2 separate regions of the Homo sapiens genome follow, and region 2 is linked to region 1. A link is a loop called in an ENCODE intact Hi-C map of the cell type or tissue named here. Cell type or tissue: CD4-positive, alpha-beta T cell. All regions are shown on one strand. Each heading gives the region's core, and the rest is flanking DNA. Links, peaks and the distances in the headings are about the cores only. Region 1 overlaps ITGA2 (integrin subunit alpha 2). Region 2 holds the start of LOC124900974 (a long non-coding RNA gene).

What was found. Peaks named below come from ENCODE experiments on the same cell type or tissue, not always from the same donor. Only the 100,000 strongest peaks of a DNase experiment are listed, where the experiment ranks them.
Region 2: a loop joins it to region 1, with 3 times the contacts of the local background. A loop is called at or near these places in 9 of 110 quality-filtered maps.

Annotation. Positions count from the first base shown.
Region 1 is chr5:53,077,733-53,093,557 of GRCh38, reverse strand. It overlaps ITGA2 (integrin subunit alpha 2), which reads right to left. Exons shown (of 30, transcript NM_002203.4): 24 at 14,684-14,786; 25 at 12,937-13,047; 26 at 11,862-11,966; 27 at 10,105-10,218; 28 at 6,517-6,606; 29 at 3,496-3,612; 30 at 1-3,039. The coding sequence ends at 2,959. Among named protein-coding and RNA genes, the nearest start is that of MOCS2, 24 kb to the left of the region's middle. In CD4-positive, alpha-beta T cell, for the core only: no CTCF peak of the experiment used is centred there; a DNase peak (open chromatin) is centred at 3,917.
Region 2 is chr5:53,027,652-53,043,895 of GRCh38, reverse strand. It overlaps ITGA2 (integrin subunit alpha 2), which reads right to left. Exons shown (of 30, transcript NM_002203.4): 3 at 1,675-1,784. LOC124900974 (a long non-coding RNA gene) reads left to right here and starts at 8,128. Exons shown (of 2, transcript XR_007058767.1): 1 at 8,128-8,258. RefSeq lists a silencer at 2,317-2,406. In CD4-positive, alpha-beta T cell, for the core only: no CTCF peak of the experiment used is centred there; no DNase peak of the experiment used is centred there.

The DNA of each region.
Region 1 (15,825 bases), core at 1-8,000:
TTTTGATTGTCATGACTGCGGGGGGAGCATGCTCTGGCATCGGGTAGCTAGAGGCCAGGAATGCTGCTAAACATACCTTCTAGGACAGGGCTGCTGTCCTACAAGGTACAGGACAGCCCCTGCAAGGAAGAATCACCTGGCCCCAAATGACAGTAGCGCCCAGGTTGAGAGACCCTGTCCTGGTGTGATAAATGGTGCAGAGACAAGTGGCTAATGGTTTATAGTAATTCAACTACTCCCTGGAAACAGTGTAAACTAGGCTGATTACCTAAGGCAAGGCTAACCAAAGCTTTCAAGTTCCGTATATGTATGTTTAGCACTTATTTAAGGAAGTACTCACCTAAAGGAGGTGAGACAGAGTAAAAGGAAGGATGTGCTATAATTGTTTGTATAGCACATTGAAAAGCTAGTATTTACATATACAGTACTAACTTTTTTTTTGTTTGTTTGTTTGAGACAGAGTCTTGCCCTGTCACCCAGGCTGGAGTGCAGTGGCGCGATCTCGGCTCACTGAAACCTCTGCCTCCCGGGTTCAAGTGATTCTCCTGCCTCAGCTTCCCGAGTAACTGGGATTACAGGCACCTGCTACTACGCCCAGCTAATTTTTATATTATTAGAGATGGGGTTTCACCATGTTGGCCAGGCTAGTCTCAAACTCCTGACCTCGTGATCCACCGGCCTCAGCCTCCCAAAGTGTTGGGATTACAGGTGTGAGCCACCGTGCCTGGCCACATTGTCTTTTTAAATAGTCATTTTTTTGAGACAGGGTCTTGCTATGTTGCTTAGGCTGGACTTGAACTCCTGGGCTCAAGCGATCTTCCTGTCTCAGTCTCTCAAGTAGCTGGAGCTTCAGGTACACACCAGCACCACTAGCTGTTAAATATTCTTTATCAAGCTAATGACTAGTTTCTCCAGTCTTTTTTTTTTTTTTTTAAATAAAATTTTGTTGGAATGAAGCAGCAAATTCTCACAGCTGTTAAAAGAATTGGACTCTGGCATACCTAACTGGAGAATACCATGCTGTTTTTTCTATAAACCGCTGGCATTTTATGCCTTTTTTGTTTGTTTTGTGTTGTCAACTACAAAGTAATTCTGTAAACAGTACAGATAGCCCTGGACTGCCACCACGGGCCAGGCCAGGGTAGTCAAGGTTGTCCATATGCACATGGGCAGATAACCTGTTTTCCTTTGACATTTTTTTCCAAGTCAAATTCTTGGAGGATTGTGTATTTGTATTATAGGAAGTCCAGATCATAGACTTTTAAAACTAAAAGCATCACTGCTGAACTCCAGCTCAGTCTTCCCATTTTATAATGAGGACTCTGAAGTTTATAGAGGTCAAGGACTTGTCCAAAGCTTTAGATATGTAGTGTCTGTGCCCTTTTCCTCTAAGTTTCTCCTAGAGAATGTGGGGGCTCAGGAACAGAGAAAATAAGGTGCAAAAAGTAGAAATGGGTGGTGTTTCTCAAAGTGTGGTCCATCTGCATCCTAGTGACTGGGGTGCTTGTTAAAATGCAGATTGCTGGGCCTTATCCCAATCTGACCAAATCATCTCAGGATCTACCTTTTGAACAAACTTGCCTAGGTCAAATTCACTCTTGTGGAAGTTTAAGTACTTCAGAAACAAGACAGCCACAGAAGGTGCACCTGCTAATTTGGTGGCTTCCAGTGCCTCATCTGTAACTTCTGGTGAAATCCTGAGATGTCTTACTTTACATTGTTTACATCCCATAACATTCCAACATTTAGAAATTCACTCGAGCTTATTTTTCTTACTTGTTTAGCACTAAATGAAAATAGCTCCCTGAAGTTAAGGAGTTTATATACAGTAATTCATGCAAGTGTGTAAATTAAACAGATGACTTTCCCCCCTAATATCTAATGCACAGCAGCTGTCCTGAAGGAGTGGGAACTTTGGATGAGGGGTAAAGGAGGGGATAACTTTGGACCGCTGGAGAGAAAGTCAGGCTGTAGAGGGCTTCTATAATAATGGTACCACCAGGAGGTGGGAGAGTGGTTCAGTAAGGGAGGAGGAAGGTTGCCAAAGAAATTACTCATCTTTCAGAAATTCACTAGGTTACTGCCAGTCAGCCAAACAAATCCTAGAAGAGAACTGTTGTGCCTCCTAAAAGAGAAAGGAAATTTCCTCCTTTTCCTTCCTCTGGCACAGGATGGGCTTCTAGCAGATGGGATTTTACATGTTATATTCTGAGTTTTAAACAAAATTTTGTGCCTTATTCTCTATATCGCCCCCTCTCCTAACTTAAATGGACATATAGGAGGTATACTCTAAGCTCAGTTATTCAAGCATGTTTTGATCATTAGAGCAAGATGGGGTGTGGAAGGGGCAGCCGTGGTCTAAAAGGAACCAACAACAAATTTTACCTAGTTTATAAATAAAATTATCACTTGGAAGTATCATCTGTGGCAACTTTGGATGAGCAGCATAAATTGAAAAAACCTGTGTTTTGTTTTCCCCTCTTGTTAACATCAATATTCATTAAAATATACACAAGTGGAAGTACTTACATATCAAGCACTTCCACTTCTGTAGTTGCTGTTTAAAGACAAATATTTTAAAGAGAACAGTTTTCCCCCTTAAAATCTGAGAGTATCATATTTTTCTTTAAAAGTTGTCATGCTTGGAAGCATTTCATGTTTCTGACACAATGCAAATTAGAATGTAAACTCTGGGCCAGCCAGTTTAAAGATTACTTTTTTTCCCCCATCATATAAAATAGGTATTTTCCCTATTATTTCCCTACCTGCCCCCCGCACCTCCCCCACCCCCCACAATTTCTTCATTCCAAACTGACCTGCAGTTTTCTCTTAAAATACCAGGTTAGTTTACCTACGACATGATAAAAAAAATATGGGATTTAAAAAGAAATCCATTCACGCAAACAGCAAACCCTGGCTGGGATGCTGCCGGTTCCCACTGCAGGTAGGTCTGCTGGTTCAGCTACTGAGCTCTGTGGTCTCATCAATCTCATCTGGATTTTTGGTCATCTTTTCATATTTTCTTTTGAAGAAGCCGAGCTGTAAAGGTGATGATATAAGAATGTTACCACCCGTGGCTTATTTTGTAAGGTGCCTCTGACCCCCTTGGCTGCCCACGTCCTCTGATGCACCTCTGGGAATCCCTGAGGCTCTGAAGGGAGGTGTGCAGACTGATGACCTGATATCTACCACCTGCTAGAAGGAAATTTATATCCAGAGAGCTCAGCTGCATTGCATAAAGCTACATTTTTCAGCGTCTACTTATTTGAAGCTGAACAAAACATTCAGGGCTCTGGATGAAAGGAAGGTTTAAAAGAAGAAAAATCCTTACTGGTTGTTTTTAATGACATGAGTAAGAAATTATAAACAAATTTGCATTTCTTTTCTCCTTGTGATAGAGAAGGTACCATATAAAACCTGAAGTTGATGTTTTGTAAGCAAATTCAAGGCTGGCCTTCAGGAGCCCTGTATTTTAAAATATAAAGCTTTTCTTACCTTCCATAAAATTGCAACCAGAGCTAACAGCAAAAGGATTCCAGCAATTATACTTCCTATTATAACTCCTGTTGGTACTTCGGCTTTCTCATCAGGTTTCATTATCATCAGGGGAATCTGGAAATGTCAGTTCACAGTTGAGTTATTTTAATACCACAAAAAAGGGGGGAGATGGTCTAGTCCAATTCTCTAATTCTGTAAGTGAAGGTCTACAGCTCTAGAAAGGTGACAAGACTTGCTCATGATGGCGTATCTCAAACATTGTCAGAATAATTTTAGAGAAAATCTTCCTGCAAAGTCCAACCAGCTAAAAAATACAACTTTTCTAGTTTCTCCGCTTTAACTACATCAGTGTCTTGTGGCTACATCATGCCTGACAATCTCAGATGCTTATCTTACTTATGAAATAGAAACTTCCATTTCTGGCATACATTCAAATCAAGTGAAAGCATCATCAAGTGAAAGCAAACAGCTTTGGGGAAGGGAGTCGAAGAAACTCTTTAACCCAACTTCATGGTGATGAAACAGCAGCTTTGTATTGGGTGTCTAAAATACTAGTTTCACTTAAACCTCATTCCAAGTTGATATTGTTGGAAAAGTAGAAATAATATCTCAAGGGTCAAGTTGACCTTTTCAGTGGGAACGTTGTCCTTCAGGCTACTTAGGATTCTTTGTATCTGCTTCCTGGCAATCTTTGAGATGCTGTAATGGAATGGCTGCCCTGAGTGTTAACAGTAAAACTGTATATTCAGTTTTTAATTAATTAGGGGAAATTTAATTAATTGGGGAAAGTGTCTCAAGCATTCTCTTTAGAAAATATTCCTAAAGAGCTGTATTTAGAAGCAAAAGAAGAGGATAATATGTGTTTTATTTACTTGATGTAACATTAAATTGCAATGGCAGATGAGCTGCTTTTTGTCATAAATTTATGGGCTGGGCTAAACTTGCAACTGGCCTTGGTGACTGTATTTCCTTTCATTTGTATCTTCAAGAGCTAAAATGTAAGGCTTTATCAATTTATGAATAAAGTGATGATAAATTCTTGTAGCTCACTGCTTAATGGCAGTCATAAGCCTACTTCTCTCTTTTCCACAGCTTTCTAACCCAGGGAACCACGGATCCCTATGGACCCATGACTATAGCATTTTGTGGATCAGATTTTTAAGTGGGCCAGGCATTCAAATAAATTAACAGATACTTAGGAACATGTGAAGTTATTATTTAGGTTACATACCTTATTCAAAAATTTATCCAAATTATTGTTTAGATTAAAAAATTTTTCATAGACACAACTGAGTAATATTAAGCTGGTGCAAAAGTAATTGCAGTCTTTGCCATTAAAAGTACTTTCTCTTTACTTTTTTTTTTTTTTTTTTTGAGACAGAGTCTCTCTCTGTTATACAGGCTGGAGTGCAGTGGCACAATCTCAGCTCATTGCAACCTCTGCCTCGCAGGTTCAAGCGATTCTCCTGCCTCAGCCTCCTGAGTAGCTGGGATTCCAGGCGTGCACCACCACACCCAGCTAATTTTTGTATTTTTAGTAGAGACAGGTTTTCACTATGTTGGCCAAGCTGGTCTCGAACTCCCAACCTCAGGTGATTCGCCTGCCTCGGCCTCCCAAAGTGCTGGGATTATAGGTTTGAGCCACTGTGCCCAGCCTTTCTTTACTTTTAATGGCAAATACCACAATTACTTTTGCACCTAGTAATTGGCTTCTGTTATTTATTAGTATTGCTCAGAGGAAACCAATAAAAGAGGAATCTAATGGATTTATTAAAATTGTTCATTTGAATTTCCAATTGATATATTTAATACTGCTTTCTAAAAACAGTCTTCAGTAGAGTTTCACATATTGTCTGAACACTATGTTTTTCTAAAATGAGCTTTTAAAAAAAATCTATAATACTTCTCCCCTATGCTAAGTTCATAGCATTTTGAATTTGAAGTCTGCATTTCCTTTGGCTCTATTTCTGATTTTCCAGGCCCCAGTGTCTGAAGAGAGGGTGTAGGCTTTCACTGAGGCTCCTAAACCAGAGGCAGAGAAGTGTGCTCTGTTGCGTAGAATCATTTTCCCTTGGACAAGAGTGGGGCTCCAGTGCTGTGAGCTTCACTCTCAGGCATGGAGTGAGGAGGCCCATAGTTCATGGGGCCATAACTTTTTGACCAAGCCAGAGGAGTGGACTGAGGCCAACTGCCAAGCTGGCCTTGGGGGCAGACTCTTAAACTGGCTTTCAACTCCTAACACAAGCACTGGGAGGAAAATGCTCAGGGCTCTGCCAGCAGATTAGCTGGGCATGGAAATCCCACTGTATCTAAACATGGCATATTCTAACCAGAGTCAGTGCAGAGGAAAATTATCTCATGCCAGCTCTTAGAACAGAGAGCCTTTGTTTTCTGTGAAAGTACATTTCTCTGTAAAAGCTTTTTTTTTTTTTTTTATCAAGGGGACCATTTATAGTCCTCCCGAATGTAAGATCTAATGAATGGACATGCCACACAGTGTCAGTGTCTAGTTGTAAGGAGAACTATTTTTTAAAACCCTCTAATAAATGCATTATTTATTAAGCATGCTTCAGTACCTTTCTTTAAAAATTTTTCAAAATACAATTTATGATTTAAATAAGCATGATTAAGTTTTGTGGCCTAAGCTCCAGACCATTTTGTGTAAGCAGGAGGAGAAAGGAAGAACTGGTGCTGCTGGCTTAGTCATGAGAAGAGACACCATGGAGTCCCAAAGAACATAGAGCCCCTTTTGTTGTACTTCTCACTGGATCACCACCTCTAGGAAAGCCAGCTTTGCTGACATGAGTGGGGGGCATGGAGGAAGGCAAGTGTATCACTGAACTTTTTAAGTAGCACACACCCTCGCCAAAATCTCAACATAATAAACATCAGATCTTTAAAGTTTTAGTAAGATACTTCTACATACATGTAGGTAAGAAGAGTGACTATCCCAGGCTTTTAGAAGTGGAATGCCATCACAGACCCTGAGGCTCACAGGGAAGGGTGTGATATGCTCACCGTAACAGTGTTATCTTCAATCACATATATCTCAGGGTTATAGGTGTTGATTTCTGCAGCTGCCGTTAGCTGTACTGTCTGGAACGTTGACTGGAACATAAGAATAAGGAATATGTTTTATCGTAGCAGCAGCAAATGCAGAGAAGCTGGCATGCTTATGATTTATGTATTTATTTCCTGGTGGAATGTGACAAGAGCAAATGGTTCTGAAGACCCATCCAGAATCTGTGTGTGCTTAAACCAGTGCTGTGTAACAGGACTGCCCGTCAGAAATACCTCGGGTAATTTTAATACATGTCTGTCTGCACCTTGCCACCACAAATCAACTCTCTGGGGTGGGATCCAGACATGAGTAGGTTAAAATATCTCCCTGAGGAGATCTGAACTTGAGAACTGGGTTGAAAAGTGAGGATTTAAAAATGAATATTTCTAACTGGGAAGATCACAGTTCAGATTTTTTAAAAAATAAGTTTGTGACATGAGAGAAAATTGTAAACTTGGCATCTTTGTATACTTACCTGAATAAGTCACACAATGGAATGGAAAACCAACATTTAAAAGGTAAGAGAACTTTCCTTCTGGGTACATGTGTGTAAAATGATAGTGTTTAAAAGTGCACTTGAACTTGACCACCCATGGCCCTGAACCTTTCAGCTTGTTATATCACATCAGTATAACTTCAGATTTCCTATCTAAGTGTTTCTATCAAATAATACTTAATTTGGGGCAGGTATATAGGAAGGATATTTTATGCTGATGTCACTGGTAACTTACTAATTCGAAATAACTTTACATTCATTCCTCCATCTAGTTACAGAAAAAGAGCCTAGTTTTCAGCAGGGCACAGTGGCTTCTATCTGTAATCCCAGCGCTTTGGGAGGCTGAGGTGGGTAGATTACTTGAGGTCAGGAGTTCAAGACCAGCCTGGTCAATATGGCAAAACCCTGACTCTACTAAAAAATATAAAAAATTAGCCGGGCATGGTGGTGGGCACCTGTAATCCCAGCGACTCGGCTGAGGCAGGAGAATCACTTGAACCCAGGAGGCACAGGTTGCAGTGAGCTGAGATCAAGCCACTGCACTCCAGCCTGGGCAACAGAGCAAGGCTCTGTCTGGGGGAAAAAAAAAAGTCTATTTTTTCAATAGAAACATTATTGATGTGTATATTTCACTATTTTCTCTACATTAGGTCTGATGCTACTGTGAAGCGGAATGCAGCGCTTAGATGTTAGAGCTGCTTTCACATGCTGTGGCTACTAGGACTCAGTTTTTCTGGTTACTAGGGCACATTATTGGACATACTCTGTGAGGTAATTTGCTAAACAATATCTGGGAGCCAGAAAGAATGTATTTCCAAAAACTGAGCAATTTATTTCCTTTCCACTGGCTCAGTCTCTGGTTACTGTTAATTTTCTCAATATAGATGATTGGATCAGAAATTAACCATGCTCACCAGTCTCTTAAACATATTATTGGGGGAAACATTAAGAGTATTGATAATGGTTTAAGTTTAAGAAAAAAAGCAGCAGTTAAGTAAATGCTGGTTTCATAATCCCCAAAGACTAAAGATGAAAGAATTTTTCTTATAGCATTCTCAAAATAGGCCCTTCTCACAGGCATACAATATCCTGCAGGGTTAACAAGTAGAGGTAAGCATGCCACACACATCTGGAGAGTGAAGTAACGCACCTGCTAGCGTTCAACAAGGCTTCTCCCTACAAATGGCAGCAACTCTATCATCAATTTGGAGCCCTGATCAATCACTTTGTAATGAAATTACTTGAAATGTTAAGTTGCCTTGCACTACATCAGAGAAAGGGTAGCAACAAAAGGCAGTGCATTAATGGGTTCAAATACAGGAAATGAGATCCATATTTCAGACTGGATCTCCTAAGTGGTCTGAGAAACATCCACTTTGCTGCTTAAATTGCTGGAAGCAAGGTGAGGATAAACATTTGACTTTTCATGAAGGAGGAAGATATGTAGGACTTGACACAATCCTTGTATGTCACTTGACATACCTTGACATCTCAAGGGTGTTTTCTTAGTTTAACCACCATAGCCACATTAAAGCAGCATAAATACTACACTTTCTAGGAAGTTTACTCCCAGAAATAAACTGCTTCTGAAGATCGTTGGGAAGGTACTTTAAAAAGTTTCACAGTTAAAGTGATGTAGTCTTAAACTCAAGAAAATCCAAATGTGTTTTACAGAGCTGGCATGTGTGCATTTTGATGTGCAACAGTCAGTGTTCCTTCCAGTTGGCAAAATTTGCTATGAAAACATTTGTTCCTCAAATCCAAGGAGCCAAGAACCAATGGAGCAAAACTGAGCACCACACTGCAGCAGCTGGGAAGGTGATAACAACTAACGGCACGCTTCACGTCTTAAAGGACCTAGAATTGTCCTGAAGACTTGAAAGCAAATGCAACTAACAAGAAAACAAAGTAAAAGCAAGCAAGCAAGCCAGAAGAAATATTCAACTCCTCACTTCCCCATTCCCCCAATTCTGCATTTTGTTCTAACTTTTACTATTCCGTTTTCTTCTATGTCTTTGTCCAAGAATATTGCTTATATTTGACTCCAGGGATGAGTTTGGAGGGTGCTGAGTTCTCCAGTTTTACAAAACTCTATAGCAGGAAGTGGATTTATTGGAGAGATCATGAAATGATAAACAGAAAAAAAAATGAGTAGCGTTTGGTTGTAAGCACCTTGGGAACTGATTTATTTGTTAAAAAGAAAAAAAAAATCTAGTAAGAGCTACAAAGATCCCCAGGAGGTTTCAGACTAATTTCTGTTTTTCTTCCTCAATTGGAGCCCATGTCAGTAAAAGGAATGCTAGCCACACAAGCAGTCCAGTTTAAGGAGGCCTGTCTATCCTTATATTTTTTCATGCCAGACTGAAATTCTAGCTACCAAAATCCCTGCTGAAAGCAAATATAACTAGAGCAGACTCACAGTTGCCATATGGAAAAAAACAATGACATTGTTTTGGCTTTTTCTTCAAACTTTCATGGGGATTGAGATGATTTAGAAAGTCATGTGCCCACTGGGCTCTCCCAACAGGAAAAGGGTAAAACAGGAGAGCAGGGTGATGACCTGGCTGTAATATAGGAAGACATATCTTTATGCTAGATTCATCTACTAGGTGGTTTGAGATCAATCATACAATTAACTGAGAGCTCAAGGAGTGAGACAGAGACACAGACATTTTGATTTGGGTGTGGCACAGGAGACTGGGAAGATGGAGAGTGGAGGAACCCCTAGAGGGGGACAAAGCAGGCTGCCCCTTGTAGCCCAGGGCCGCAGAGATGACCCTGACACCATTCCCATTGATGTGGTAGGTCGCATGGAGTCTGAGAAACAGACCCTTTCACAAGTATCCCAGATGACTCTGAGGCACTGCTAAATTGGATGGGCATTGGAAAGCGATGGAAGTGTGCTGCCTTTCAGGGTAAAATGCTCTGGGTTATTTGGCCATTGCAGACATTAGCCAGAATACTTATTTTGTCAAAGGGGAAGAACTTGTCAGTGCAGACTTATGTTTCCTTGCTATTGATAAATCTAACAAATAAAACTGATACTTACTGATGCGAAAGTCCCGTTCCAAATTCTGGTAGTCACATTAACAAAGTATTCTCCTTTCATGTGAACGTCTTTCAACCAGCAGGTAACATTACTACAGGAAGCAGTTCTGCAGTTCTTATAGTATTGAGTCAAAGGTAAAAGAGAGAGCAAGTTAGTAAGAGTTAAAAAATAAATGCTAAAATTTTAAAGCTAGATAAAACTCAGTGCTGGGACACACCTAGGGAAACAGGCAATCTCATGAGCTATTAGTAGTTCTAACTCTCCCGCCCTCCTTCAAGGGATTGTGGGACTATATCTCAAAATGTACCAAGTGCACACTCTTTACCCCATCCATTTCCTGTCTGTATAGATAGCCTCAGGAGATAATCAGCAATATGTGGAACAAAGTACCCCAAGCCTGTTTATTGCACTACTATTTCTAAGAGTAAAAAAACCTAAAAACCAACCCCCCCCAAAACTGTAACTTGTTTAGCAACAATGTACTAGTTAAATAAATTAGTAAACATGCACAAAATGTACTACAATTTGTCATTAAACCTAATTATAGACTCCCTAGGTTTTTAAACAAGTTGACAGAAAAAGGATCAGTGGTTCCAAGGGCTAGTGGGGCGGGCAGGATGAATAAGCAGAGCACATATGATGTGTAGGGCAGTGAATATACACTGTATGATACTATAGTGGTGGATACATGTCATTTTACATTTGTCAAATTCCACAGCGTGGATTTTAACAACACCAAGAGTGAACCCTAATGTAAACTATGGATTTTGGTTGATAATGATATAGTAATGTAGTTTCATCGATTGTGGCAAATATACCACTCTTGTGCGGGATTTTGATAGTGGGGGAGGCTGTGTGGGACAGGGGGTATATGGGAACTTCTGTACTTTCCACTCAATTCTTCCATGAATGTAAAACTGCATTAAAAAATGAAGTCATTAATTGAAAATCTATGACACATTGGCCTATGTTCAAGGCCAAAAGGTAGCGTGGCCCACTTCAGTTACAGCATGCATTTACCTACTTGTAGATTAATACACATTAAAAGAAATAATTTTATTCTTCTGGTTTCCTGTTTTCCCCATCCTTCACAAAATAAAACAACTGCAATTAAAGAAAACCAGGAGAATTCCAATATTGTTCATAGGGGAGAGCTGAGGTTTGTTTAGGAGTTATTGCTTACTAAAGGTTTACTTTATTTGAATATTTAATATGTGCCGAGCACCATGCCAGATGCTAGACTAGTCTCTTTCCCAAAGAAGCAGGCATAGCTTGAGAACAGGAAATAACAAAATATTGAAAAACAGAGAAGTGCAGCAGCATATTTCACAGCTAAATAAAAAACATCAGTATTATGTGGAAGGGGGATTTAAGGGGCTTCTCCTCTGTAGCACACAGCTAGTTCCTTCACAGCTCTTTGCCTTGTTTCCAAAGTGCACAACGCATAAACACAATAGCTTCACATGAGTTTTTCTGATGTCATAAAGTCTGGAACTTATATTTTGTAAGAAGTGGCATAAGATAATTCCAGTAACCTAGATTTGACCACATATTAGGTTGGTGCAAACGTAAATTGTGGGTTTCAAAATCGTATTTACTTTTGCACCAACCTAATATTTTCTAAATCTTGACTCATATAAGCATCAAAGGCAAAATAAGAAAGCTCTATGATATCAGCTGGTAGGAGAAAAGCAGCGTCCTGATCACAGGTGAAATAAATGAATGAGGGGAGCTTTCACACGTTAACTTGTCCTCACCAATTCTTTGGTGTGCCTGAAATTTTCACTTTTGAAAGATACAGAAGAAGATGTTTGTCCTATTTTCAGTGGATTGATATCTGCATTACAACTGATGTCACCAGCCTATAAAAGAAGAACACCCGATCAGACTTCAGAAGCAAAACAGTTTATGATGTTCCTTTCAACATGTTAGGAAATCCTACTGTCACTTGTAGGGGTCTGGGAAGGGCTGTTAGGCTTCTTTCAACGCCACTGACCTGGCCACACTTCATATAATCTCTAGGTGAACATCAAGTATTTAAATGCTCCTGATGTGAACTGATGAGGTGGGCTAGGTTTTTATAGCCCACATATGATGAGGCAAATCTGCAATAGCTAAACACTGTGAATAATTCAGGGTAATTTTCTCTGGAACATTTTAGGATTTTGATTTTTCTGTAGCCTCCTATGCACACTACAGAAATAATACAACTGTTGAATAATACAACTGTTGGACTGAAGATGAGCCAATGTCAAGAGGTTTGGCTAGAGCAGCGCTTCTCAGCCCAGGTTGCGTGTTAGAACCATGGTGTGGATGGAGTGGGGGTGGTTAAAGAAAAACTCTGGTGTAAGAATCTTACCCCTAGAGCTTCTGATTTAATTGCCTGGGTTAGGTCTGGGCACTGTTATTTAAAAGAGCGAACAGAGGGATTAAAATGAACAGCCAGGGTTGAGTATTACCAGGCGAAAGTCCAGGCTGGCTGCTTGAAGACCAGCTCCTTATCACAGCTGTGAAGACCTGCTATGCTCCCCATATAGGTCCAGCCCCTTACCTCCCAGCCTTCACAGGGCCTGTCAAAGTCAGATCTTCACCAGGCCAAAATGGGGTTTTTGGAATAATTTCTGCCACCTGCAATTCCCTAGACTCAGCCATTTGTTTTCTTGTAACAATATTTTTTCTAATATGAAATTAACTGCTAGTCAGTTGGCACCCAGGCTGCATAGGAGTTACCATCTGTTTCCCATCTGTAAAATGTCAGACATGATCACCCTAATCTCATGGGTTATTTACATCTTGAAAGTACACATTTTTAGGCAATTTTTTAATCTTTACCTTGTCTGTTTGCACCCCAGTTAGGTACATCAGTGGGTTCTTTTCTTTGGTATACTGAGGGATGTGGATGATTACAGTTGCCATGCTTACTGGAACACTTCCTGTTGTTACCTATGTAGAGAATAAAATGTGCCAGTACTGCAACAGGATGTACATGATGCAAGGAAATTCACCAGTAACCCCGTGTTGATGAAGGGCAACTACGAGGTGGTAAGACTGAGTCCAAATGAAAGTCAGCCATTACTTTATAGTCACACTTCAGGTCTCTGTGTCTCACCTCTTAAAACGCATTTATGCCTGAGGTTGCAATTTTTTTGAAATTTCGATCATACCTTGGCAATGACCTTGAGCAGTAGGATATAAGTAACTCCCACATGCTTAGTGCGCCAATAATGGAACACTGGGCATAAATGGCTCAATGGAAAAAAACTCAACATCTACAATGTTAATGGGTAAGTAATTTGTGACTTTGTGAGACATGTGGTATAAATGGTTAAAAATGCCATCTGTGGAGCTGGGCTGCCGGAGTGTTGTGTCCCAGTCTGCTGCTGATTAGCAGTGTGGCTTGGGCAAGGAACTTGACCTCTCTATGCTTTTCTTATTTGTAAAATAAAGATGATCAGAAATTCAGTATGTATGTGCTGGCACAGGGCACTGGTACAGCATCTGTTCTCATGGGTGGGGGTTTCTGTTCTAATTGGCCAGGGCTCATACACTACTGGTTATTTAAATATTTTAAATAACATCCCTGGGAATAATAATACCAAGCTCATAACCGATCTGGGAACTAAATGGGATAACATATGTAAAGCACTTGATACCATGGCTGGTGTATACTTATTACACACTCTATGAATGTTATTACCGCGAATTGAATAGATGCCCCATTAAAGAATGTAGTTGCCAAATACCATCCACATTTTATAAATTCTATTGTAGTATCTAGATCATAAAGATTCTTCTAAAGATTTTTTTTATCACAAAATTGCAGAGTTGCAACCATGTAACAAACAAGTGAGAAATGAACAAAAATAAAATGGTATTGGCTTAGGATAGTGGATAAATTCTTTTTACTTTCCAAAGTTTCTTTAACTTTAATTACAATATAAAATAGTTATTCTTTCACAAATTAATTTATCTTTAACTGGTAGTAATCTTTAGATTAATAATCGCTTACTAATAGTAAATAGAATTTGGTTCAAAAATATTTTTAGATACTACCTAGTATTACTGTACAGATTTGTATACAAATGGTAAACTCAAACAGAAGTGGTCTCTGAGGATAAATTGGCATAATAATTATATGCCAAAGACTTTTACCCACAGCAATACCTTCCTTTATAGTAATGCTCTGTTGGTTAATGTTGAACATTTGCCTTCAAAATATATCAAGTATCCCTTACCCAAGACACATAACTATGCACAAAGCCCAGTTGTTTACTTAACTATGATCTAGCCTATTGGTTATCAAAGTATGGCACCTGGACCAGCAGCATAAGCATCACCTGGGAGCTTGTTAGATATGCAAATGTGTAGGCCCACCCTAGACCTACTGAATCAGAAACGCTGGAGATAAAGCCCAGCATCTGTGGTTTCACAATTCCTCCAGGTGATTGTAATGCACACCCAAGTTTGAGAACCACGGATCTCTTTCAATTTCTTTTTACTTTCTCCTTTTATTTCCAGACTCATTTTTTTTCTTCTCACTTTCTCCTGGATTTGCCATCCTTATGACAGGCTTACCAACCTTCAGGGAGAAGATGAATTTTGGACCAACATCTTCAAAACTGTGCACGATTGAAGGAACATTCCCATCCGAAGAGATTTCATAAAAATTTATGTTGGTAGATCTGTTGGATGATGTTTGTAAAGCCAAATATTTTAGTTTGCTTTTGTTCTTGAAGGTTAATATTTCTTTTATTTAAGTATCTTATAGCTTAGGTTAAAGTAAATTTTACTTTTAGTTACAAAAGCACCAAATAAAAAGAAATGCTTGCCTATGGGCTTATCGTCCAATGTATGTTTCTAAGACTAACATAAATTCCTTTGAAAACATATTTCTTTGTGGATTTTCTGCTAAGAGTTTGTGCATTACATGTCTACCAATTCTCAAGTTTCTAAATAAGTACAAAAGTATTACTTTAGAATTGATAGTAGAAGTCTTCCCAAGATTACTGTTATATTGACTAGTATGTTAACATAGTAGACAATCAGTACTTGTTAGTTGAATGAATGGATTTATAAGCCAGGGGTTTTCACTTTGGTGTGGCTAAAATATAATAATAGGGTATTGAGCTCCTTCAGTGTTCATTATTGGATGCCTGTATTATTCGTTCTTCCTATCCTTCTTTAGTTGCAAACCAATTTGAATGGTTTGGGTCTGAATGAGGTTGGTCAAATCTGTTTCCACCATTAGTGTAGAGACCACCTTTAAGATGGATGATCCAGAGGTTTTAGTATTCTGGACCTAAAGCCACTGGATTGATCTTAACTTCTTTGCTTAAGATTGCCAACTAAGTTCTGCAAGCAAAGTGATGATGAGATCAGAGAAACCCTCATAGGACCACTCAGACTAGAATGAAACTGGGGACCTCCCCTCTCCTCACTCATTTCTGGGGCTCTGAGGTGGGATTCCAACCAGGGTAGCTTCTTTGCGTGGGGGATTAGGGGATGAGCAGTGAGGGTAGGGGTCTGAGAACACTGTGCATATCCTTTCCATTTATTCCCACTGGACAATTTACGTTAATTATAGAATGTTGATTCTATTTCTTAAAAACTTGGGGTGGATATTTTCTGAAGTAGAATTTTTTGGGTTTCTTTACTAAAACCTTGTCTTTCCCTCTTTTATGCCTTAATGATTTTTTCCATATCCTTAAAAGGAAAATATGT
Region 2 (16,244 bases), core at 3,351-11,350, 53 kb after region 1:
TAATCTCAGTTTCTCTAATCATTGTGTAAAGATCATTCTTAGAACTCCTAATTTTTCTCTCCTTCCTTTGTGTCTTAGAGAAGGAAGAACTCTTTTTAAGACTCTATTTCTCAGGTACAAATGACATTAATTTTAATCAGTTAACTCTATCCTGGACAAATCATCCCTTTTTACTGCTGCCTCCATGTTCCCTACAAAAAGTATCATCTCTTGTTTACTAGAAAAATCTTCTCACACTGCTATCCCATAGAATTGTTTTTCCCAGCTCCCCCTTCACTGCTGAACTTCTGGAAATGGAGGTCAACTTTCACTCCTTGTACATTCACTACTGACACACTCCTAAATTCTTTGTTATCTATTTTCTCCCCATAACACTGGTGGATTTATCCTCTAGGTGAGTAAGTTACACAAAATATGATCTGTTAGAGTGAAGACAGAAAATAATAGAACTTCTATGGGCATGTTGTTATTCTTTAAAATTTATTTTTATGTGAAGGTATTATTGAGAAGATAGGCCAGTACATGTATATAGCTTTAAAAATAATAAAAATATATACATTAAGAATGAGTGTTCAGAAGTTAAGGGTGATATGAAATGTTAGGGGTGATATACTAAAATTTTTGGACTATATAATAAAGCTTTGAACACTCACTCCAAATGTATATATTTGTGTTATTAGAAATATATATATATATATACTGAGTGTTCAAAAAATTTGGAGATCACTGATCTAGATCACCCACAACCTGCTTAAATAAGCTGAAGACATTTACTCAGTCCTCATCCCCTTCAACTTCTGTAGCATTTGACACTACTGATATTCCTTCTACTTCACTGAAAATATGTTTATTGAGCCCTATTATGTGCCATAAATTATTCTAGATATTAGGTCTACAGAGATATGCAAGAAACACCACTTCCCTTGTTTCCAAGTCTTAATCACTATTTTTGAAACTCTTCTTTCCCTTGATTTTCACAACACTCTTTTCTAATTCATGCCTCAATTCTTCAGAGGAACTCCGTGATTCCTCAGGGCTGTTTTTTTAGGCTGCTGCTGCTGATGATGTAATGATGATCAAATTGAGTGACTTTTTACTTGTATCAGCATATTACATGGAAATGTCACTCATTTAGCTGTCTACCCTTGAACCTTTAGTAAATTTTTGGCATTAATAGGAGGCATCTGAGATGGGGATAATTAAAACAGCAAATAATTCCAAATTGTGGATTTGTTTTATTAGAATGCCATCATTTAGACATAACAAGAAACACAGAGTGTTTTTGGTGCCTCCAAACTCAGCCCTTGTACTGATGTTTCCAAACTTAATGGTTTATTTTGCAAAGAGGAGAGAAAGAAATATGGATAGCCTCGGATTCAAGGATAGCCTTGATTCTGCAAGTAATCATCAAAATTATTCTAAATGTTGATGGAAACCAGTCCATGGTCTATAGGTAAATGGTCCAGGAGATAGCACATTTTCCACGCATCTTGTTAAGTCAAGTCTCCAAACTGTTTTGGAAATTTGGATATGATTGTGCCCCATATTACTAAAGACATAAGGGCAAAAAAAAGCTGTCTGTATTTCTTTAAGACAGAACAATGATTGTTCTGATGTTATTTTTCAGTTGAGTCTAAGACAAATCACATGCCTTGCAAGTAAATTTAAACTTACTTTGCAAATTTAGTTTTTCACATGTGGCAGTGGATAGGTCAACAGGACATTTATACACATCTCCCATTCGGTTCTCAGGAAAGCCACTCCAGGGTGAACCAACCAGTAACCTAGAAACACATTTTTTTTATTAGACACAAAGTGTTAAGTATAGTTTCTTAAAGATAAACCTGATCACAAACAGTGAAAAACACATTTAAATTTCAATGTGAACAGTTTATATTTGTTCAGCTATGATTTGACCTGCTGCCTTTCTGCTTAGCTGATAAAGAGCTTTGATCAATGTCTGTAACACTGCTGCATTGCCACACACCCTAGAAAGTCTCTCTAAAGCAATGCTGTCCAATAGAAATATAATGCAAGCTACGAATATTAGCCACATATATAATTTCAAATTTTCTAGTAGCCAGCTACATTAAGAACATAAAAAGCAACAGGTGAAATTAATTTTAAAAATATATTTTATTTAACTCAATATATCCAAACTAGCATGCAATATCAAAATTAGTAATGAGATATTTGACATTCATTTTTCCTAAGTCTTTGAACTTCAGTGTAGATTTTACACTTAGAGCACATCTCAATATGGAAAAGTAGCATTTCAAGTGCTCAGTAGTCACATGTGGCTCGTGGCTACGTATTGTTCAGCACAGCTCTAAAGAATGAAACCAAATTTAAACCAAGAACAACAACTAGCCTTTGCTGAGTGCTTTCTATGCCCTAAGCATTTTCATATGTTGACTCATTTAGAGAGCAGATATCTTATCTTAGTGGCTTTATGCTAACTGTCTTTATGAGAGGATACTTAGCAAAAATACAGAACAAATACATTACAAGCTATCTTTATGTGTAACAAAGTGCATATATCTAGAATACAGGATGAGATTGGTGTTTACATCCTTCCTTCGGTTAGTTTCATTTCCTTCAGAACTTCACCTAGAGAATATGGGTTTTCTTGCAGAAGCACTCACCTGACACTTAGAACCACAGAAGATTGCACAGAAAGAGCCCAGGTATCAGTTTGATCTTTAGAAACTGCAGCAGGTTACTCAGCAGCATTCAATTAATACGGAAGCATATTTGCTTCCATTTTTTTTCATGTCAGTATTGGGAAGGGTTAAAATATCAAAGAAACTAAAATTATTTCATGAGCCTTCTGTATATATATTTTATAATTATCATTTAAACAACATATGCCCCATGTTGAGGTACGGTAGATACAAAAGGATTAAAGCAGACTGCTGTCTTCTAAATCTAGTAAAACTAGATATATGTGACAAGTAAAATAAAAATCCAAATGACCTGGAATATATGATCTAGTTTACCAGTAGAAAAAACATTAAAATGGTCCAAGGTTACAAAAATGGACACCAAAGGATGAAGGTTTTAACCTGAAGTATTAGCAGACAGAATAGCATGAACACTTAGGGAAAAAGGAAAATGCAGATTATTTTGAAAGTTAATAGTTCATTAATAAGTTCTCTCCTCGTTCATCTTATAAAATTATTCTCAAACTAAGATAGAACACTCTAGCACACTTTAATTCAGTCAGCCTTAACGTTAGAGTTGAAAGATTTTTTCTTCTTATGAGCTAATAATTTACCATAATTTACCTTTTAAAATATTACCATAGTTAGGTTTACAATAATACCAGGCAGATAGGTTAAGGCTTTTGAAAAAGATAGAAATCTGAATGTTGGATGTTAGTAAGTCCCAATAGCCACTTTAATGAAGGGAGGGAACCAGTGCAGAATTGGAACGCGTGTTTGAGCATATCTGATGTCTTTCAAATTCATGATAGCTCAGAAGAAATTAGGAATCTTATAGAGTCGGTACCAAGAAAATTGTCTTCCAGAGCCTTGATTTTCTCCATCTGTACAGGTCTTCATTTCATAGTAGTATTACACAGCATTAACTCTGATTTTTGCATGCTGGACATATCTTAAAGTGTAAAAAGGAAAGAATCTGACTCTTTCTTCTCTAACCCTGGCTTTTTCTATGTGTCTTCCTGAAATCACATTTCAGTCATATCGAATTTAGCTTCTCCTTCAAATTAGAGTCTCTGTTGCTTCTAAACCTTCATACATGCTGTTTCTTGCCTGGCAATGTCTACTCATTAGTTTGATCTCCTGTTTGACACCACTTCCTCTAGGAAGTCCCCCGGCTCTTTTAACTCGAGGTAACCCTAAGTACCTACATAGCCTCTGACCTTTCCACATCCCATTAAAAAAAATCATATTGCCCCATAGCTGCCTTCCTACTGACTAAATCCCTCACTAGAGAGGAAAGGTACATGAGGGCTAGGAATTCTGTGCCTGTAGCAATGAATAACCACTTGTTGAACAAATGAGTTAAAAAAAACAACAGCAAATGAACAAGCAAATGAATGGATGATTCTATGCTATCATTTAAAAAAGAGTTTCCTGATTAAGGAAAAGTTAAGCAGAAAATCCTTACTTTTTTTTTTTTTTTTTTTTTTTTTGAGATGGAGTCTCACTCTGTTGCCTAGGCTAGAGTGCAGTGGCACCATCTTGGTTCACTGCAACCTCCACCTCCCGGGTTTAAGCGACTCTCCTGCCTCAGCCTCCCAAGTAGCTAAGACTACAGGCCCGCGCCACCACACCTGGCTAATTTTTGTATTTTTAGTAGGGGATTTTGCCATGTTTGCCAGGCTGGTCTCAACCTCCTAACGTCAGGTGATCCGCCCGCCTCCACCTCCCAAAGAAAATCCTTATTTCTGTTCTTCTGGGGAGCATGTATTTTTGCTTGTTTGGTCCAAGTAAATGTAAAAAAAACAAATCAACCAAGTTGAGAGGGAAGCATTATACATTCTGTTACCATTGTGTTATTGTGTCATCTGTTCCTTTCTCAGCCTCTGCGTATCTACTACGCACCAAACTGGCATTTTTTTTCTCAAACAAAAGCTTACTATGGAGTAAATGTAGAGAACAAAATAGCACCTTATAGCAAGGAACTATCATAGGAAGTGTGGCTCTGCCCCTTGGCATTCATTAATTAATTCCTATTAATTATAGTAAATTTTACAACATCTGGTACTATGTGTAAGCCTTTCCAAAGATTATCTAATTTCATCTGCAGAAGAAGCCAGAAATTATTATTATTATTTTTGAGATGGTCTCGTCTTTTGTCACTCAGGCTGGAGTGCAGTGGCATGATCTTGGCTCACTGTAACCTCCACTTCCTGGGTTCAAGTAATTCTCCTGCCTCAGCCTCCTGAATAGCTGGGATTATAGACATGTACCACTATGCCCAGCTATCTTTTGCACTTTTTTAATAGAGATGGCATTTCATCATGTTGGCCAGGCTGGTCTGGAACTCCTGACTTCAAGTGATCCACCCTCCTTGGCCTCCTAAAACACTGGGATTACTGGTGTGAGCCACTGTGCCTGGCCACCGGGGATGATCTTATCCCCATTTTACACTTCATTTTACAGATGGAATCACTGAGACACAGATTGATGAGTGACTTGCTCATGTTCCCATGGCTAGTGAAAACCAAGTGCGGAAGCCCAGGTTCTTAACGCTTAGGCTAGTGTCCTTCCTCTTAGCTGCAGGAAGTCCTGGCAGAGGGCCCAGATTGGGAAAATGATCTTAGCAGATGAGGTGGGTTCTAGAACTAGCATGGATTAGAAACCAGACACAGGGAGTCAGGCCACACTTATGTGAAGGGGTGTGTGGCTGTGTGATATATGAAGGGGCTGCAGACTGGACACGAAGCACAGCTGTCCTGGGAGGGTACATCCATACTGTGGGGCCTAGGCTACACTGTTCTCAATGGCAGGTAGGAACAAGGCATGTTCAGACAACACCAAATACAAACCCAATGACAGGTAGGAACAGGGTATGTTCAGACAATACCAAATGCAAATACCAAATTCAGGTGATTCTATTATGCACATTTCCAACCATCCTCACCACAGCCCGAGAGAGGCTTGCTGAGAAACAACAGAGAAGTGTGTCTGATCTAAAATTTAACTGTTTTTTTTTTTTTTTATCAGAGCCTCTGGTAGCAAAGCTGCAACAACTAGCTATTTTCTTCCTGAGAAGACTGTTTGGTTTTTTTCTCTCAACTAAGCACTCCCTGGACACTCTCCCTGTCACCTCCTACCACCTTTTCTAAGAATTCAGGATTTGATAACCTTGCAGCACAGGAGGGGTCATAACATCATGACCACCTCTGTGAAAACTGCAGCTCTTCTAATTTAATCAGAAAGAAGAGAAAAGTAAGCATCTGTGCAGTTGTGTGGCACTTAACAAGAAGGATGTGGAAGCACTTGAAATTCCCTAAAAGATACATGCAAATACATCTCTGACAGTATTATGCTATCTTAAACTCTTAACACAAGGCAATAGAAAATAGTGGAAAACCAGACCACTTTGGTAACTCTTGAAGAACAAGGGTTTCCTCATCATATATGACTCATTTCTTAAATATTGTGAACCACATTAATAAGTAGGCTACAGGTCATGTTGGTGACTACAGAGAAGTCACTGACCTTTGCTTACCTTCTTTATTAGAAACATTTCCAGCAGACTCTCCTCCTCATTCACACCCTAAGGCCTCGGTGAAATCCTAGTTCCTGACAACTCACCCTCATAAGAAGAGGCTAGGACATCACCAAGAGGCTATTCCAAGAAAATTGTGGCATTCTTAAATTAATCAGACAGGAAGATGAGGGAGGCTGTTATATTTCTCTATGAAATTTTACGTGCAGGAAGAGACACACCAAGAGAAACTGTTACCAAGGTGGGAAATTGGATATGTTGGTGAGTATACCTGTTGAAGTATGGCGAAACCTCTTTGAAGTAATGGATTTAATTTAATCCCAACCAGACAAAAGAGTTGCATGAACAGGCATGTGTGCTGATTCTCAAAACAAAACAAAATCCCAAGATATAAACTTTTCTTTTCCTCCAGTGAAACTGGGAATTCTTCCAAGACTACTTTAAATAACACTTACTGTTCAATTATCTTGTGGGAAAATAGTGATTATGTAGACTTTCAAAACACAGCCAATTTGCCTACCTCCAGTGGAATTCAAAATACTTTGTTTAGTTAGCAAGCAGTATTTATGGTGGTGTAGGTAGGACAGTTTTAAACCCACAATCTAGGGGCTGTTATAAATATCTTCCTTTGGTCTGTGAGTCTGTAAATTCTCCAAGTGTTTTCTTCAATACTAGAGATTTTACCAGAGATTACTGACAGAGATGTACTTAAAATAGTAGGGCAAAACATTTTGTTTTATTCAATTTTATAACAAATGTTTATTGGGCTCTTGGGGACTGAAATGGTACACAACCCCAGGGGACACCATTCCTTGAATGGTGTGTCCAGGCCTTGTGCAGTATACAATCTGTGAGTCTATACGTGGTGGCCAGACCTATTATGTACCAGACCTCATTCTAGGTACTGAGGATATACTAGTGAATAAATCAGTAAAAAAGTTTCTAGCCTGAGGAGCTTACATTCTAGTGGGAGAAAATAGACAGTAAATGTAATAAGTAAGTAAACCATATAGTGGTAGTGATCAGTGCTTTGGGAGAAAAATAAGCAGGCTGGAGTTAGGAGTGTGGGGTGGAGAGCAGTATAATCTTCATCGGAATGGTCAGGGAAGGCCTCACTGAGAAGGTAATATTTAAGTAAAAACTTGAAGAAGGTTAAAGAGTAAACCTTAAGACTCTAGTGGCAGAATAGTCTAGGCTGCGGGAACAGCAAATGCAAAAGCCCTGTGGCTGGAACAGAATGAGTGAGGGGGATAGTGGAAGGAGATGGTAGTCCTACTGGTAATGATAGATCATGTAGTGACTTGTACGTAATGATTAATAGAAGGCCTCAGCTTTCCAGCTGAGGGAAATGAGAATGCCATTGGAGGGTTTTGAGTACAGCATGATGTGATCTGACATATTGTAGAAGAATTTTGAAGGCCACACTGTTGGGAATCATTGTATTGAAGCACAGGTGAGTCATGTAAAGTACTTAGAAGACAACTGCAATCATCCAGGCAACAGATGATGGAGTGCTCATACAGGGCTGGCAGAAGGGAAAGTGGTAAGAGGTGGTCTTGTTTTAGATAGAGTGTGATGGTAGGGGCAGCAGGACTTCTTGAGGAGTTGGTCTTTCAATGAATGAATGAATGAATGAATGAATGAATGAATACGAGTCAAAGACAGCCTAAAGGTGTTTGGCTGAGAAGCTAAAAGAAACTAGTCACTACCATCAGATTAAAGGGGATGCTGTCAGTAGAGCAAGATTTTGCGATAGGGGGAGCTCAAGAGTTCACTGTGAGATATTTTAAGTTTGAGAGGTCTATGAGCCATCCAAGGGGATATTTTACTTTGGATTAGAAACTTATTGTATCTACATGCACGTAAAAATTTTCCAAGTCTATAGTATATAAATATAAATATTGTTTCTTATATTGTTTAGTTCCAGGCCACGGACAACACAAGGTGCTTGGTGAGCTCTAAATGGTACCTGCTTTCTGCTGGTAAACATAAAATGAATTTGTGATGGAAAGAATTCACCCGTGAAGGCTGCCCGTCTCTGGGAAGAAGGAAGACAGGTAAAAAGAGTCATTTCATTTTTTAGGTTTTATTTGGAAATACTGCTATCATAAATTTAATAGTTAAATTCTTTGGCATATATTGAAAGGCAATTTTAGTATTTAGGCCTCATTATGCTGCCTCAGACTTCTTAGGCTTCCACATTGTCTCCTCAGTTAGCGGGATGGCTAGATCCTCAGCATCTTTCCGTTTCACGATAAAGAGTCCACTGACTTCACTATTGCTAAAACATCTTAAGCTTACTGTTCTGTCTCATAAAAATTCCAGAAATTGGCTTTGGCACTAGAAGAAATATAATCAATAAAAACTAATTATGTTACTTCCTCTCATCCGACATGCAGTTTTCTTGAATTTAAAATCAAAAGCTAAAATACTAACCCTAAAGCCTTGTGATGATACAAATTCCTGTTCTTGGCTATTGGAGGGAGAGAGGGGGATAATTTTAAGACCATCACATTTTGCAAATCAAAGCTCATGAGCTAGTACCTTTCAACTAGGTGCTTTGGCAGATGGTTGTTTCATCAATGATAAAAACTGGAATAGCAACATTTGTAAACTGCTTTATAGCTCATAAAGCATTTTTTATGTGCATTATCTCCTTTGATCCTTATAAACACTCTGTGAGGTCAAGTGTATAACTATTTATGTTTTCATTTAAAGAAACTGACTTCAAGGGTCTAAGTGAAAGCAAAACCTATATATCTGCACCCCTGCCCTTTTGCTCAAAATTGCTGGTTCTTTTTACCATATTAAGTTCCCTTAGAACTCTTCTAGAGAAGCACTGTTTGCTTTCCCATCATATGGGGCACAGCAAGTTAATAAATAGTTGCCACTTGTGCCACTTAGCATTCCCCAGATCCTTCTTTAGATGGAGTTAGATGGATGTAAATGTCTTAGACAACTAGATACTAGGAAGGTGTGTGTGTAAGTCCCAGTCACCTTTGTAAATGAACTTTATTCCAGAAACAGATATTCACACATTACCACAGAGGAAAGCTTAAAATTATAAGACTTGTTGGTGAGGCATGGAGGATTTTTATAGATCATTAAAGCACAGCAGACATTCTGGAGCAACATATCTCTCCCACGTGCAAGTCACAAACAATGGGTGTGTATGTATTCATGTGTTTGTAGGTGCACACACAAACTTGTATCCAGAGTGAAGGAACGAAGAAGCAAATCAGGAGATATTTAAAGTGTCCTTCCTACTATAGATTTTTTTTTTTTTTGAGTTGGAGTCTCACTGTTGCCCCGGCTGGAGTGCAGTGACGTGATCTTGGCTCACTGCAACCTCCGCCTCTTGGGGGGTTGTCATTGTTGAGATGAGACATGCCACTTTGGATACCTGTATTAATAGTGCTGAGGATGGCTTAATTGTACAGCAATAGCATAATAAGTATTTATAAAATTTTTAACAGTAAGTATTTAAAGTTAAAATAAAAGTGTAAGAATATATTACAGTTGGATTTCTAATGTCTTTATAGAATCAAACACTGGACTAAGTTATGAGTAAAAAATAAAATTGAATGGAAGAAGAAAAGGAATATTTATGTTATGAATTTAAAATAAAAGGAGGGCCAGGCTCGGTGGCTCACGCCTGTAATCCCAGCACTTTGGGAGGCTGAGATGGGATCACTTGAGGCCAGGAGTTCGAGATCAGCCTGGCCAACACGGTGAAACCTCGTGTCTACTAAAAATATAAAAAATTAGCCAGGCATGGTGGTGGGCGCTTGTAGTTTCAGCTACTTGGGAGGCTGAGGGAGGAGAATGGCATGAACCCAGGAGGCGGAGCTTGCAGTGAGCCGAGATTGCCCTACTGCACTCCATCCTGGGCAAAAGAGTGAGACTCCGTCTCAAAAAAAAAAAAAAAAATTAGCCTAGTATGGTGGCACATGCCTATAATTCCAGCTATTCAGGAGGCTGAGGCATGAGAATCACTTGAACCCAGGAGGCAGAGGTTGCAGTGAGCCAAAATTGAGCCACTGCATTCCAGCCTTGGTGACAGACTGAGACTCTGTCTCAAATTAATTAATTAATTAATTAATTTAATTAAATAAGATATAAGCAAACTCTGTGAATAAATGAAGTTGGCATGTTAAATGGCACTGCCAGGACAACCTAATGGTAAGAGACTTTTATCTTTGAAAGAGATATAAAGGATGATAATTGGCTAATATTTAAAAGGCTATATCATAAAAGACAAAGACATGATTATTTTGGAAAGAGGATTGGAATAGAATAGCATTCTTGGCCAAGAAGAAGAAATGGACTTCATGAAGCTAATCCAATATGCATGGAAGCTCATCCATGACAGATGAGAATTGGTTGAGGGGATAGGAAGAGGTAGGGAGGACCCAGTTTTTTTTTTGAGATGGAATCTCCCTCTGTTGCCAAGGCTAGACTGCAGTGGTATGATCTCAGCTCACTGCAACATCTGCCTCCCAGGTTCAAGTGATTCTCCTGCCTCAGCCTCCCAAGGAGCTGGGATTACAGGTGCCTGCCACCACGCCCTGCTAATTTTTTATGGTTTTGGTAGAGATGGGGTTTCACCATGTTAGCCAGACTGGTCTCGAACTCCTGACCTCAAGTGATCCGCCCGCCTTGGCCTCCCAAAGTGCTGGAATTACAGGCATGAGCCACCGAGCCCAGCCCTGAAGTGCTTTACTTTTATTCTCACACAAGGTGCTCATAACATTCCAGTTTGATAAGGATGGCATACTTTCTGCTCCAGAGAAGTTGTGTGACTTTCCCAAAGTCACCCAGGGAGTGGTGGGGAAGCTGAGGGTAAAACCCTTGTGCTCCGGCTCCTGAGTATATTCATACAAGAAATTCCTGTCTATGATAGGATGAAAAGATGGATGGTAACTATCATCTTTGCCCAGGAAACAGCTGATGGTAAAGCCAATGATGCTAACATTGGAAATTCTCTAACAGAATTTTTCATTCAAGATTCTGAAAGTTTCTCTTACTTCATAAAGTTTATGTTAAAATAAAATTTAAATATTATTTATAAATGCCAACTACATCCTGTCACTCTCCTTCTTGGATACTTACAAAAATATGTACGTTTGGAACATTTTGTCTCATTTTGCATTAGCTTCCCCTATCTTTATTAATTATCAGCTCTGTAATCTTAGGTTAATTACTTAACATTTCTGAGTCACACTCCTCTCATTTGTAAAGGGGGTAATAATTTTGCAAAGCTCCTAGAGTAATTATGGGTATTACATGTTTGGCAAGGAAAGAGTACTCAATAAATACCAGGTGGTGTTATTATCAAAGTATCACGTGACATAATCTTTGATGTCTGTTATAGAATTAAACTTTTTTTTTTATTTAAAGTTCTCCTATAGGCACATCTGTGGATGACAATGCTATATTCATAACACATGTAGAGCTTTATTAAAGTTTTTCTCAATTAAAAAGTTAAAACTATAAGCTCATATATAGGTGGATTTTTTTTATTTTTATTTTTTGCTATGACACTTGTTCTTTCTATTTCTCCTCTCTCTTTAAGGAAAAAGAATGCACTAGTCCTTGTTAGAATGAAAGACATTTCTACAACTGGAAATACCCTAATTCCCAGTCAGTCCTCATCACACAGAGAGATTGCAGTTCTCTCTGGTTTTTGAGTCACATAATGAGCTCAGATTGTTCTTGCAACAGGCCTTCAGATTAGACAAACAGAAAGAGTGCATATCACCACAAACTCCAGGAAATGATTTTAAACATATCTCAATCCTTTGTAGATTGTTTGTGATAAGAATTGCATCATCCACATTGGAACATCCTGTGTGTGAAGTGAGGGCTCTGAAGCGGGATGGCCCTCCGCCTACACCGAAAAGAGAACAGACCACAGCCTTACTTACAGCCAGAGGGCTGCCCAGGTACTCTACTTGGGAGGTCAGCTTGTTTTAAAATTATCCCGCTCACTTGAGACTGTTAAAAAGGCTCCAGAATTATCAAAGCCATGTCACCACTGTTTCTAGAGTTGAAGTTCATAGTGCAATGAAAGTCTCATAAATGAAACTAGCAAAAGAGTTAAGATTATTTTGTTAAAATCTGGTAGATCCTGATGTAAATATGCCCATAAATTCTTAGAAAACATGGCACACATGACAGAGCTAAAATTGTACTTTAAAAATAACAGAGTGTGATTTAAGAATACTCAGACTAGAGCCTTCAGTGAGTTGTCTGAGGGAAAGGAGTGAAGTCAGGACTTAGATAGAAAGATTACAAAGAAAGTCAAAGTAAGCAGAGGAAAAAGATACCAAAATGACAGCTTCAGAATAAGCAGTAAGGGAATAAAGAAAACAAAGTTGTGTGTGTGTGCATGTATTACATGATAAATCCATGGAAAAAGAACTCGCAATTTGCTAAAGGAATAATTCATGGTCATACCAATTTCTGTGTCCAAAACTAACTTGATTAGTATCAGAAGGAAAGTCAATGTTTAAACAGTCCTTCCCACATCTGCTACTTCCATAATGCCTATGCAACTGTCATAAATTAAGAGTAGAGAAGGGCACAGGGCCCACTGTCAAAACAAACAGGCAATTCTGGGTTCCAAGTTTCATATAATTTTCCTTGAGCCTGAGAGTCGTGAAGACTGCTTGTCCTAACATGGCCCACTCTAGCACTGTAATGGGATAACCCATTCACCTGGATCCTGGCCACAGCCCTGCCCTCTGTGGCAAGGTACCTTGGCAGGGCTGGGCAAATGACAGAGGTCATGAGAAAACCTTGTCTCTCTAATGACCCAGGCCTTGGGAAAAGAAAATGAGCTCTTAAGTTATTATAGCTAGTGACACTGAAAGAAAACAAACACCATTAACTGCAAGGGGTTTACACTGACTGATGTCTTCTATATTATTCAAAGTTGCCTATTCTGCATATAAATCTTCCTCACTGACTCTATTTTACACTCCTTAAGGCCAACAACTATGTTTTGCATTTTTTGCACCTCATGTAGTTTAGAAAATCATGCCCATGGTTTTGCCTCTCTTGTTTCTTTGCTTCATAAGACCAGATCAACAAAAGGACCCAGACAGACTTGCTTGGCCAACTTTTGTTCTCTGTCCTTCCTGCTTCTGAATTCCATATGGTTCAGCCCTTCAGGTCAGACAGGTGCTGTCTCTTCCTCTTGCATGGTGGGGTATGCTTGTATCATCTGGTGGTTAGGCCTTGAGCCTAATCTCAGTGCTACACCTTGCCAGAAAGCTCTATACTGGAGTTCAAAGCCCTGGCCCAGCCAATAATAGAGTGGTGCCTTGCTTCCCAGACCTATTGTCCTGTGTTTATACATCATTCAGGGATGTCATGAGAAGGTCCAGGCAGGATTTAGAAATGTCCAGTGTCCCTGGTCTTACCAGCACTAGGATCTCACTATAAACTACAAATATACTTGTCTTTCAACAATGTCTTGGATACTTAGAGGTAATCCTGGACAGAGAAAGGAGATATGGCTGCCTCTCATGTTCCCAGAACTCTGCCTGGTGGGATCCTCTCAACTCTGTGTCCCTTTTCGTCTTGTTCAACTTCCAACCAGCAGCATGGCCAGTGGTTGAGCCCCTTACAATCCTTGAAAGGCTTATCACCTTCAATAATGTCTATTACTGATGGTGGCTCTTAGATTTACTCTGTCCAGGAAAGCTGTTACTTAAAAGAATTGCTTCAAACTCGGTGCCAGATGTCCTCAGCTAGGCCATGTCTATGAACTAGAACAGTGGAGTTCATCTGAAGCTCCCTTTCAGCTCAAACATCTTAAGTCAGTCTACTATAGCTCACTTTGTATAGCACTTGGGATGAATCATTTAGAATTGGGACTTCCATTTAGTCATTTAACAAATAATTGTTGATCCTTTACTCAGTGCCAGATATCACTCTGGGTGTGGAGAATGCAGCAGTCAACAAAACAGTGTCCCTGAACTCAGAGACAGTGGCAGGAGACAGATAATGAGCATATAAACAAGTATAGATCATTTAAGATAGTACTAATCATTAGAAAATAAATCCACCTGTAAGGCTGGAGTGACTCAGAGAGCAGTCGAGTGCTATATAGATAGGGTTGCTCTGAAAGGTCTATGAGGAAGAAACATTTGAGCTGAGACTGAAAGATGAAAACCATTTGAGTGATGATCTTAGGGAAGACTCTTCCAGGCAGGAGAAAATAATTTGCAAAAGCTTTGCAACAGGAATGAGCTAGGCATGTTCAAGGAACAGACAAAAGACTTAGTTCTTGGAGCATAGAAAGCAGAGGAGAAGGTGTAAAAGATGATAATAGGAGAGAGGCTGACACCCAATCGCAGAGCATCCTTTAAGGAATTTTAATCTAGGGAATGAGCTGTGTTTTTTGTTTGTTTTTTGAGATGGAGTCTCACTCTGTCACCCAAGCTAGAGTGCAGTGGCTTGATCTTGGCTCACTGCAACCTCTGCCTCCCAGGTTCAAGCGATTCTCCTGCCTCAGACTCTGGAGTAGCTGGGATTACAGGCGCCCGCCACCACACCTGGCTGATTTTTGTGTTTTTAGTAGAGATGGGGTTTCGCCATGTTGACCAGGCTGGTCTTGAAATCCTGGCCTCAAGTGATCCACCCGCCTTGGCCTCCCAAAGTGCTGGAATTACAGGTATGAGCCACCGTTCCTGGCCGAGCCATGTTTTTAACAGTTCACACTGGCTAGAGCAAAGACAGCAGAATAAAGCTGGCAGGAAGGGAAGCTGAAGGCAGGTGGAGAAGCTGCTGCAGCAGTGCCTGTAAGAGCTGGTGTTGGCTTCCATCAGGGTGGCATCAGGAGAGACAGTGAGGAACGGCCAGGTATAATTGGTATTTTGGTGATAGGATTAACAGGACTGGCTCATGGATAAGATATAGGGGAGGAGAAAGAAGACAAGTCAAAGATTTTTGGCCTCATTAGCTTGTGCAGAAAATCAGATACTTGTGTTCTCCCAGTTCAGTTTGGTATGTCTACTGGGCATTAAAGTGGAGATGTTGAATGAATTGTTTAATATAGCAGTCTGAGGGAAAAAATTAGGGCTGAATATTTAAAACTGTGGGTCATTAGCTACTTCATCTGCTAGATTCCAAGGTCAAAATATACCGACCATATTGTCTTTCTAGCCTCCTCACCACTTTATGATTATCAAAGCATCATTTGATAATTGTTAGACATGCAACTCTCTCTCGTATCCCAAATGGTTACAATAATTGCCAATCTTTGGTTTCCAACCAGATGTTCTTATCCTTCTAGACAATTGACAAACTGTATCTACATGCATTGTTTTCTAAGTCTCCTCACATTAGTTAACACTCATCTCCAGCCTCTTCATCCTCACTACTTAAAACCCAGCTCACGATTTACATCCTCCAAGATGCCTGCTGAGAAATGCTGCCCTCTCAGGGGATGATTTCATTTTGTTTCCTCATCAAATAGACAGGCATGCCCCAACATGTGATCCTGAACCTTTCTTTGAATTCAATTGTTTAGAGTATCAAATGGAAGTTCACACAGAAAAAAAGGCTTATGAATTACAGTTACGGTTTTTTCCTCTTTTTTTTTTGAGACAGGATCTTACTCAGTCACTCAGGCTGGAGTGCAGCGGTGCCAACATAGGTCACTGCAGCCTCAAACTCCTGGGCTCAAGCCAACCTCCCAGCTCGGCTTCCTGAGTAGCTGGGACTGCAGGCATGCACCTCCATATCCAGCTGATTTTCAGGTTTTTAATAGAGATGAGGTCTCACTGTGTTGCCCAGGTGGTCTCTAACTCTTAGGCTCAAGTGATCCTCCCACCTCAGCCTCCCAAAGTGCTGGGATTACAAGCGTGAGCCACTGCACTTGGCCATACATTACGGTTCTTATTTGATAAGCCAACAACAGCCCATTTAATCACTGAAAAGAGCTCTAGAGAGTGGAGATTCAGAATCTGAAGTTCCAGGGTGAGTGGGGATGGTTGGAGCCTCCTGCTGCAACAAGGAGATAAGGTCCCCAT